Linked DNA regions of Homo sapiens: region 1 is linked to region 2. Evidence: chromatin loops called from intact Hi-C (ENCODE). Cell type or tissue: Caco-2. All regions are shown on one strand. Each heading gives the region's core, and the rest is flanking DNA. Links, peaks and the distances in the headings are about the cores only.

Region 1 (5,212 bases), core at 509-4,508, 85 kb before region 2:
TTGAGAGAGATTATTTAGAGTATCTGGGGGAAGAAATTTCTAAGCAGAAAGCATTCAAGATGTGACCTGGCTGTTCCTAACAGTGTACAGTCATATGAATTCAGAAAAAGATTTTCTGAAATTGGAACTTATGTTTAAAAGGGAAGCAGACCATAAAAGTTTGGAAAATTTTCAGCCTGACCATGTGGTAGAAAAGAAAAAAACACATTTTGTAGGGAGAAATTCAAGCCAGTTGTGGAAAATTGCATAAGTAAAGAGTAACCAAATGTTAATAGCCAAGAAAATGGGGGAAATACCTCAAAAGAATTTTGGAGACCTTCACAGCAAGCCCTCCCACCAAAGGCCTGGAGGCGTAGGAGGGAAGAATGGTTTTGCAGGCTGGGCCCAGGGCACTTCTTTCCTGTGCAACATCAGGACACTGTTCCCTGTGTCCCAGCCACGCCAGTTCTGGCGATGGCTAAAAGGGACCCAGACATGACTTAGGCTGCTGTTCCAAAGCATGCAAGCTGCAAGCCTTGGCAGTTTCCGCATGGTGTTAAGTCTGTGTGGGAGCAGAGGGCAGGAACTGAGGCTTAGGAACCTCTGCCTAGATTTCAGAGGACATATGGAAATGCCTGGATATCCAGGCAGAGGTTTGCCTCAGGGGCAGAGCCCTCAAGGAGAACCTCTACTAGGGCATTGCAGAAGGGGAAATGTGGGGTTAGGGCCCCTACACAGAGTCCCCACTGGGGCACTACCTAGTGTAGTTGTAAAAAGAGGTCCACCATCCTTCAGACCCCAGAATGGTAGATACACTGACAGCTTGCTCTATGTGCCTGGAAAAGCAAAAGGCACTCAATGCCAGCTTGTGAAAGCAGCTGTGAGGAAGTCTATACCCTCCAAAGCCACAGGGGTGGAGCTGCCCAACACCATGGGAGCCCACCTCTTGCAACAGTGTGACCTGGATGTGAGACATAGAGTCAAAGGAGATTATTTTGGAGCTTTAAGATTTATTGACTGCCCTGCTCGGCTTCCGACTTGCAGCGGAACTGTTGCCCCTTTGTTTTGGCCAATTTCTCCCTTTTGGAATGGGTGCATTTACCAAAAGCCTTTACCCCCATTGTATCTTGGAAGTAACTAGTTTTTATTTTACAGGCTCATAGGCGGAAGATATTTGCCTTATCTTAGATGAGACTTTGAATTTGGACTTTTGAGTTAACGCTAGAATGTGCTAAGACTTTGGGGGCTGTTGGGAAGGCATGATTGTGTTTTGAAATTGTGAGAAGCACATGAGATTTTGGAGTGACCAGGAGCAGAATTATATGGTTTGGGTCTGTGTCCCCATCCAAATCTTGTGTCAAACTGTAATTTTCAACATTGAAGGAGGAGTGTGCTGTGAGGTGATTGGATCATGGGGCAAGTTTCCTCACTGCTGTTCTCATGATAGTGAGTTCTCAGGAGATATGGTTGTTTAAACATGTGTAGACTTCCCAATTTTCTCTCTCTCCTACTGCAGCAATGTGGGACATGCTTCCTTAACCTTCGCCTTCCACCACGATTGTAAGTTTCCTGAGGCCTCCACAGTCCCGGTTTCTGTATAGCCTGTGGAACCATGAGACAATTAAACCTCTTTTCTTTATAAATTATCCAGTCTCAGGTAGTTATTTACAGGAATACAAGAACAGACTAATGTAGTATGTTAGTTTCACATGGCTACCAACAAAGCCCCACAAATTGGGTAATTTCTTTTAGCATAAAAGAAATTTATTTTTCTACAGTTCTGGAGGCTAGAAATGTAACATTAAGATGTCCTCAAAACTATGTATCCTTTGAAATCTACAGAGGTATCCCTCCTTTCCCCTCTCTCACTTCTCACAATTTGCTGGTTATCTTTGGCATTCCTTGGCTTGCAGCTGAGTAATTCCAGCCTCTGTCTATGTAATCGCATGGTCTTCTCCCTGTGTGTATCTGTTCCACATGGCCATCCTCTTATGAGGACGCCAGTGCTATTGGAATAAAGACTCACTATTTCAGCATGAACTCAGCTTAATTCATTACATCTGAAACAACTCAGTTTTCAAATAAGGTCACATTATGAAGTACTTAAAGGTAAGAACTTCAGTATATCTATTTTCTCTGGGGAGTGGGGGCAAAGTTAAACCCATAACATGGGGTTAGGAGAGGATAAGATAGTGATAAATGGGTAAATATTTGAATCTCAAAGTCCAGTTGTTCCTGTTGCCAATCATAATTATGAAATCCCAGATACAAAGGCTAATACATTATATTTTTTGCTTTAGATAGTTTACTCCAAACAAAATAATCCTAACACATCTGTTTTACTTCTGTAGCTGTAGGCATTCCTGTTGCTTACAACCAATGAACTCTGCCTTATTGTCGAGATAATCACATTTTGCTGAATGCAAAATCTGTGATGTAATGATTTTTTTTAAAAGCCTGCTTTAAAGTAGGAGATCTTATTAGTGGATGAGACCTTGACCAATAAGACTAGAATCCTTTGCTTTTTCAAGGTTCTATTAGATTTGAGAATGGATAGAGTGCCGGGAACGTTGACTCTGTACCCCTTTGTCTCTACCTACAAACTCTCTTCTGAATTAGTCAAGGAAAGTTTGTTTCCTGTTGCCTAGTTCAGGGCTTCTCACGGTGCAATCCAAAGACCTCAGTCACCAAATAATCTGAGACAATGTATTAAGTATATAGTCTTTCATGCCTTATCCTCAAACTATAGGATAAGATTCTTTGACAAAACTTACGGAATCCATTTATATAAAGTTGGTATCCACTGCAGCAACTACATGCATGAAACATCATGAGTGAATTGCAATGCTTTATCCTAAGTGGAAGAAGCCCAATCCCAAAGGTCACATATGTGTATGATTAAATTGATGTAATATTCAGGGAAAGGCAAAATTATAGAGACAAAGAACAGATCAGTATTTGCTGGGACTGGGGTTGTGGAAAGGGATTTACTAAAAAGAAGCATGAGGGAATGGGGGTGGGTTTGTAACTTCTGTATCCTGATTGAGCTGGTGTTTACAAGACTGTATGCATTTGAGAAAACAGAGAACTATAAATCTAAAGAGTCAGTTTCACAGCACGTAAAGTATATCTCAATTTAAAAAAGAAAATTCAACTACGTGAATGCTTTTATTTCCCCTTTTACTTTCAGAAATTAATATTGCTGGTAGATTCTTGACTGATAAATAATTTAAATTATTGTAATTTGTTTTAAGCTGTATCTGTTTGCCTTAGAAAGTGTCCTTTTGTATTTAATTATTTGTCTCATTTTATGCCTTCACGATACCTGGTAATAAAATTATGATGCATGTTTTACTCTGTTTAAACTTGCCTCATATCACATTGTCCATAACTTTATATCCAACAATCCAATTTTACAGAATTGCTCTTTCTCTCTCATATATGTATACACATATATGTGTGTGTGTGTATACACATATATATATATACACACATATACACACATACATATTCCCCCTTGTATTCAGCATTGAATTAGGACTATTTACATATCCAATATGCAATTCTGATTCTTTGCATAAGTAAGTTTAATATTTTTCCCACTACAAGATAAAGAATATGGAATTATATTTGTTCTTTGTGGCATATTTAACCCAGGAAGGGGGGAATAATGAATATATCACATGTGTACTTTTTTTACTGCTAAAATATCCTGCAGTTTTCTTTTTCTGACAGTTAAAAAATACAGACAAATCTCATTCTATGCTACTACAATTGCCTATGCCCATTTGACTGCTTTCCTAAATGTGTTTGACAGTGTTGATAATCTGTAGGAGATGTTTCTGTAACTACAACCTCACAGACATTTCTGAAAATAATACCCTGGTACTTAGGAAAGGCTCATATTTAGTTACATAGTCCCAAAACATGCATTTCATTTTGTGAATGTAGAAGGAACCATATGCTTTATTAAACTTAATGATGAATTATAAACCACCCATGGAAACAAGTACCAGTGAGGAGGTAAGAGAAAATGGGAAGTTAATACAAATTAAAGTGTAAGGCCATACATACATAGAACCAGCTGAGCCTTTGTTTTCCATAAAGTTTATATTTAATTTTTTATGGTAGTCTATATTTAAGAAATTCATTTTTTGTGTGTGTTCTATTTTGACTTGGTTTCAAGAAGAGCATTAATAGTTGATGTGCGTGAACCCGGGAGGCGGAGCTTGCAGTGAGCCGAGATTGCACCACTGCACTCCAGCCTGGGCGACAGAGTGAGACTCCGTCTCAAAAAAAAAAAAATAGTTGATGTGATTATTCTAAATATTCTAATTATTCTTATATCATATTTTTCCTGAATTTGTATTACATATTTCATACTAGGTAAAAGCTACTCTTTTTTTAATGAATAATAAATATTTTTAGTATATTGTGGGATTTTTTTCTCTGATGTAAGATTACTGGGAAATTAAGACTTGAAAGATGACCACTCTTTTTGACTGTTAAAAGGAAATAGCTAACTTTGTTCTATTATAGCTATGATTATGATATAGTAATTTTGCAAATTCACTGTATGTATACCTTGTTTTACAAACAGTTAATCATGAAGGCCTCAAATTTACGTAATATTCTCATGGAAGTCAGATCTATTTACTTAATCATGGTAAAATTCATAAAGCCCAAGGAGCAGAGCAAGAAGAAATTACAGAAATTAAAGAGAGTAGAGGAAATCTGCTCTCATTTAAAGAAGACATATTGGATTATTCCATTGTATTGTACTATCTATACTACATTCTCTTCAGTACCCTGCATAATTACAGTACAGAATAGCTCTTGTAAATATCGCCTACAAAAAATTCTATTATTAAGGTAAACTCACATTTGAAAAAATAATCCATTTACAAATGTATGCTATTTTCCTTGTAAATATCTTGTATCACACTATTAAATTATGAATCATGGCTGCATCTAAGCTTAATCCATTGTCTAAAAATTCTAAATATTTCTAATTCAATCATATTAATTATTTGTCATCTTTAGATATGATCAATTAGTAAAGAAAGAGAAAATTGATGGTAAAATGTGTTATTTAAAAAATACTACGATTTAGCAAGAAAGCCAAAAAAAAATGGGATTTTAATGGGTTTAGTAGATCTGTGTAGTCAACACAGAGAAACACTGTGCTTTATGCATCCTTTTAGAAACTGTTCAAGACACTACAACATTTGAC
Region 2 (5,212 bases), core at 624-4,623:
TAATGAGCACATTTTCTTACACCTGTTGGTCATTTGTATGTCTTCTTTGGGTAAAGATTCATCCAGGTCTTTTTCCTTTTTTATATCAAATTGTTTCTTACTTACTATTGAGTTGTAGGATCTTTTTATATATTTTGGATATTAACCCCTTACCAAATGTATGATTTGCAAATATTCCTCCCATTCCATATTTTACCTTTTCACTCTTTTGATGGTTTTCTTGCCTGAGTAGAAAGTGTTTTTAGTTTGTTTTAGTCCCAGTTGTCCTTGAAATCGGAATTACATTATAATTATAATTCTTGAGATAGAAGAATGCATTTTTGCTTCTGTTGCTTGTCCCTTTGGTGTAATATCCAATAAATCATCTAAAACTTTAACAATTACAGGTCTTATCTTTAATTCTTTAATACATTTTGAGTTGATTTTTGTGTATGGTGTAAGATAAGATTACAATTTCATTCTCTTCTATGTGAATATCCAGTATCAACTTTTAAGACACCAACAATTTCTCCATTGTGTATTTTTAGCACCCTTGCTAAAATTATTTGACCAAGTATATGTGGGTTTATTTCTGTGCTATTTTGTTTAATTGGCTTATTTTTCTGATTTCAAGGCCAGTACAATACTGTTTTAATTGTTGTAACTTTATAATATAATTTAATAAGAAAATGTGATGCCTTCAGCTTTGTTCTTCTTTCTTAAGATTGCTTGGGCTATTCTTGGTCTTTTGCAGTTTCACATAAATTTTGGAACTTCTTTCTCTTTCTATATTAAAAAATCAAGATTTTGGTAGAGATTACACTGGGACTTTAGATCACTTTAGGTAGTATGGACATTTTAACAGTAATAAGGCTTTCAACTCATGAACATGAGAAAACTTATTCATCAAAAATGAAGAGATAAGGACTTTCCAAATAAAATAAAAAAGAATTAATCCTCACTAGATATGCCTTACATCTGATTTTGCAGGGTACAGTCTCTACAGTTGCTTTCATGGGCTAGCACTGAGTGCCTTCCAAGCTGTCGATGAATGCAAAGGAGAAATGTGGGGTTGCAGCCCCCACACAGGGTCCCCACTGAAGCACTGACTAGTGGAATTGTGGGAATTGGGCCACAGTCCTCCAGACCCCACCCAGAAAGATGGATTCATCGACAGCTTGGAAGGCACTCAGTGCTAGCCCATGAAAGCAACTGTAGAGACTGTACCCTGCAAAATCAGATGTAAGGCATATCTAGTGAGGATTAATTCTTTTTTATTTTATTTGGAAAGTCCTTATCTCTTCATTTTTGATGAATAAGTTTTCTCATGTTCATGAGTTGAAAGCCTTATTACTGTTAAAATGTCCATACTACCTAAAGTGATCTAAAGTCCCAGTGTAATCTCTACCAAAATCTTGATTTTTTAATATAGAAAGAGAAAGAAGTTCCAAAATTTATATGAAACTGCAAAAGACCAAGAATAGCCCAAGCAATCTTAAGAAAGAAGAACAAAGCTGAAGGCATCACATTTTCTTATTAAATTATATTATAAAGTTACAACAATTAAAACAGTATTGTACTGGCCTTGAAATCAGAAAAATAAGCCAATTAAACAAAATAGCACAGAAATAAACCCACATATACTTGGTCAAATAATTTTTGTCCTAGCTGAGGTTCTCCATGAGGCCTCCAGCCCTGCAGCAGACTTCTGGGTGGACATCCAGGCATTTTCATATATCCTCTTAAAGCCAGGCAGAGGTTCCCAAAGCTCAATTCTTGTCTATTGTGCACCCACAGGACCAACAGCATGTGGAAGCCACCAAATCTTGGGGCTTGCACTCTCTACAGCAATGGCCAGAGCTGTATCTTGGCAACTTTTAGCCATGCTGGAGCCAGAGTGGCTGGGATGCAGGGGCACCATGTCCAAAGATTGCACAGAGCAGCAGGACCCTAAGCCTCTGACAAGCTCTGGAAGCATTTTCCCCATTGTCTGGGCTGTTAACATTCAGCTCCTTGTGACTTATGGAAATTTCTGCAGCTGGCTTGAATTTATTCCCAGAAAATGGGTTTTCCCTTTCTACCTCATGGTCAGGCTGCAAATTTTCCAAATTTTTATGCTCTGCTTCCCTTTTAAACATAAGTTCCAATTTAAAATAATCTTTTTGTGAACACATATAACTGTATGCTTTCAGGAAAAGCCAAATCACCTCTTAAATGCTTTTCTGCTTAGAATTTATTTTACCAGATACCCTAAGCCATATCTCTCAAGTTCAAAGTTCTACAGCTCTCTAGGGTAGGGGCAAAATGCCACCAGTCTCTTTGCTAAAGCATAGCAAGGGTGACCTTTGCTCCAGTTCCCAATAAGTTCCTCACCTCAATCTGAGACTGTGGGGGTTCAGTCAGAATGGTGGGAGAAGTTGTAAAATAGTCACAAACCTTCCAGGAAGGCCGGGGTTTTGCATAGCTTCAGTAAAAGATACTGCTGAAGCAGCCTAATCCTCTTTGAGCTAATAGCAAGGGTAAATAACAAAGGAATTCAAGGGAGTTTATCTAAATAGCTTGTTTACTCATGTGGTCCTAAGACCAACCTTTGATTTCCCACCGGTGCATAATTGCTCTCTACTGGGGCGCGGGAGGAGGGGGGTGTCGGCAATGTCAATTACCCTCTAGTGGTGTTTACTCAAGACTTTTGTCACTTACATACTGAATAAATGTGAGCTTCGCTGGCTGATCAGGGCCACAGCTGCAACTCTTTACAGCACCCTCCCTGGTGTCTGTGAGTGGTCCAGACACTTAGCTGGACTGTCAGGCAAAATATCTGTGTCAGTGTACATTATTCATCTGTCGTTGGGTCAGGATCTGCGGGTCAGTCTCCCACATGAGACTGCCTCAGTCTCGACTTCATTGTCCATATCACTATCAGCATTTTAGTCAAAACCACGTAACAAGTCTCTAGTAAGTTCCAAACTTTTCCTTATTTTGTTGTCTTCTGAGTCCTCCAAACTGTTCCATCATTTGCTGGTTACCCAGTTCCAAAGTGGCTTTCACATTCTCAGGTATCTTATAGCAATATCCCACTACCTTGGTATCAATTCTCTATATTAGTTCATTCTCACACTACTATAAAGAATACCTGAGACTGGGTAATTTAGAAGAAAAAAGGAGATTTAATTGACTCACAGTTCTGCATGGCTGGGGAGGCCTCTGGAAACTTACAGTCATGGCAGAAGGCAAAGGGAAAGCAAGGCATGTCTTAAATGGCAGCACGAGGAAGACAGAGAGCATGCCTGAAGGTGGAAAATCCCCACATTTGTCAAACAACAAGATCTCATAAGAACTCTAGCATGAGAACGACAACTGATACCAGGGAAATAACAAATAATAATAAGAAACTTTTTTGAATAATTATATGCCAACAAATTGGAAAACCTACAATAATTGGATGAGTTCCTAGGAAACATACAACATATCAAGACTGAATCACAAAGAAAATCATAAAGATAGATAAGATAGATCATAAAAGAGTAAGAAAAAATAATCAGCAAGAAAAACCTTTTCAACAAAGGAAATTTCAGGACTATATGGCTTCACTGTGGATTCTACCAAACATTCAAATAACAATTAATACCGATCTTCTTCACTCCTCTAAAAATAAAGAAGAGGAAATACTTCCAAATTCATCTTACAAGGGTTGCATTTTCTTGATACCAAAGCCAGAAAATACACTGCAAGAGATGGGAATTAAAAGACCATCTTCCTGATAAACGTAGTTTCAATATCCTCAATAAAATACAGGCAAATTGAAGTCAACAGCATGTTGAAAGCACCATTCACCATGATCAAGTGGCAAATTTGGTTCAACATATACAAATCAATTATGTTATATATCACATTACAGAATGAAGAATAAAATCACTTGATCATCTCAATAGACAAAGAAAGAAGCATTAGACAAAATTCACCACTATTTCATAATTAAAACACTCAACAAACTAAATATAGGAGGAATTGTATTTTTTAAATTTGTTCTTGTTTATGGCAAGTACAGTAGACTTTATTTTGTAATCTGTTTTCTTTCTTTTTTTCTGTGTACCTACAGGGTTTTTTATCTTCCCTTAATGTCCTGGGAGTTTACTACTTTCTTCTTATTTAGACTTGGTGATTGTTTTAGTGTACAGAATACTACTTAAACTTCATTTTTATCTACTTTCTTCCTTAAATTCCTTACAGCTCAAATTTGGTCATGACTTGGAAGGAGAAAATTATTAGAAAAAGATATGAAACCATGCCATCAAGGGATAGGGCCACTGGCATTATTTTAATCCAATGGTAGTGAGAAACACCATAGCCAACTTTATGAATAACCTTTTAAGATTTCTTTCACATGAGTGAACATTGTCAATATTATTATTCTGCCATCCTTTGTCTTCCTTGTTTTAATTTCCTATGTTTCTAGTAAGAGCCTTAATGCAGAAATTATTGCATTAAATAGTAAGATTAATAGCATAACCAAAATAGTGTACTATGTGTCATTGTTTTTCAAATAAAATTCCTAGATAAAAAAGCAAAGTCACCGAACTCACGATTGTGTGAAAATCTCAGAATGAATTATGAAAAAAATCACCTAATTAATAGAAGACTATTAGGTAAGCAGCATAACAGAATTGACACCGTTTAGTTTGTGGAGTATAACTGGTAATCAATCATTACTTTATTTTTATCAAGTCATAACCCATAAGTAATATCTGGTTTCTTTCTTCATTTTTATCTGTTAATAATTAATACAAATTCCAGCTACATTTACGTTGAAAGTTAGTTAATGTGTGTTAGAATTACATACTTAGTTAATTATTATTACATATATATGACATTCACAATGTAAAAGATGCTGTGTATACTTAGAAATCTCATATAAATATAATCAAATTGCCTCTATGATATATACTCACTATCTAGAGCACACATATCAAATATGACCAAAAAGCCCAGCAGGTTTGGAATATACTTTTGGAAGCCCATGGACTCAAAACCACATTAATTATAATATTATGACATTATTTGCTCTTTCTAGTCTTTTCCTCATGAGCATACAGTGAATATTTTCAAAGGCTTTATAGACATGTGGTATCACAATAGATTACATAAAAAAGCAGATATGATAATCCCCATCTTTTCTTGAATTTGGACATTACATTAATTTGTAAAAATGTAAAACAATATAATCATTTACATT

The links. Hi-C counts contacts between places; a loop is a spot of excess contacts. Peaks named below come from ENCODE experiments on the same cell type or tissue, not always from the same donor. Only the 100,000 strongest peaks of a DNase experiment are listed, where the experiment ranks them.
Region 1: it touches region 2 in a loop (6-fold over the local background); 1 of 110 quality-filtered maps calls a loop at or near these places.

Annotation. Positions count from the first base shown.
Region 1 is chr21:22,287,143-22,292,354 of GRCh38, forward strand. The region is part of intron 2 of LOC107985508 (a long non-coding RNA gene); the gene reads left to right. Among named protein-coding and RNA genes, the nearest start is that of LINC00308, 190 kb to the left of the region's middle. In Caco-2, for the core only: no CTCF peak of the experiment used is centred there; no DNase peak of the experiment used is centred there.
Region 2 is chr21:22,372,128-22,377,339 of GRCh38, forward strand. All of the region lies in intron 2 of LOC107985508 (a long non-coding RNA gene), which reads left to right. Among named protein-coding and RNA genes, the nearest start is that of LINC00308, 280 kb to the left of the region's middle. In Caco-2, for the core only: no CTCF peak of the experiment used is centred there; a DNase peak (open chromatin) is centred at 2,614.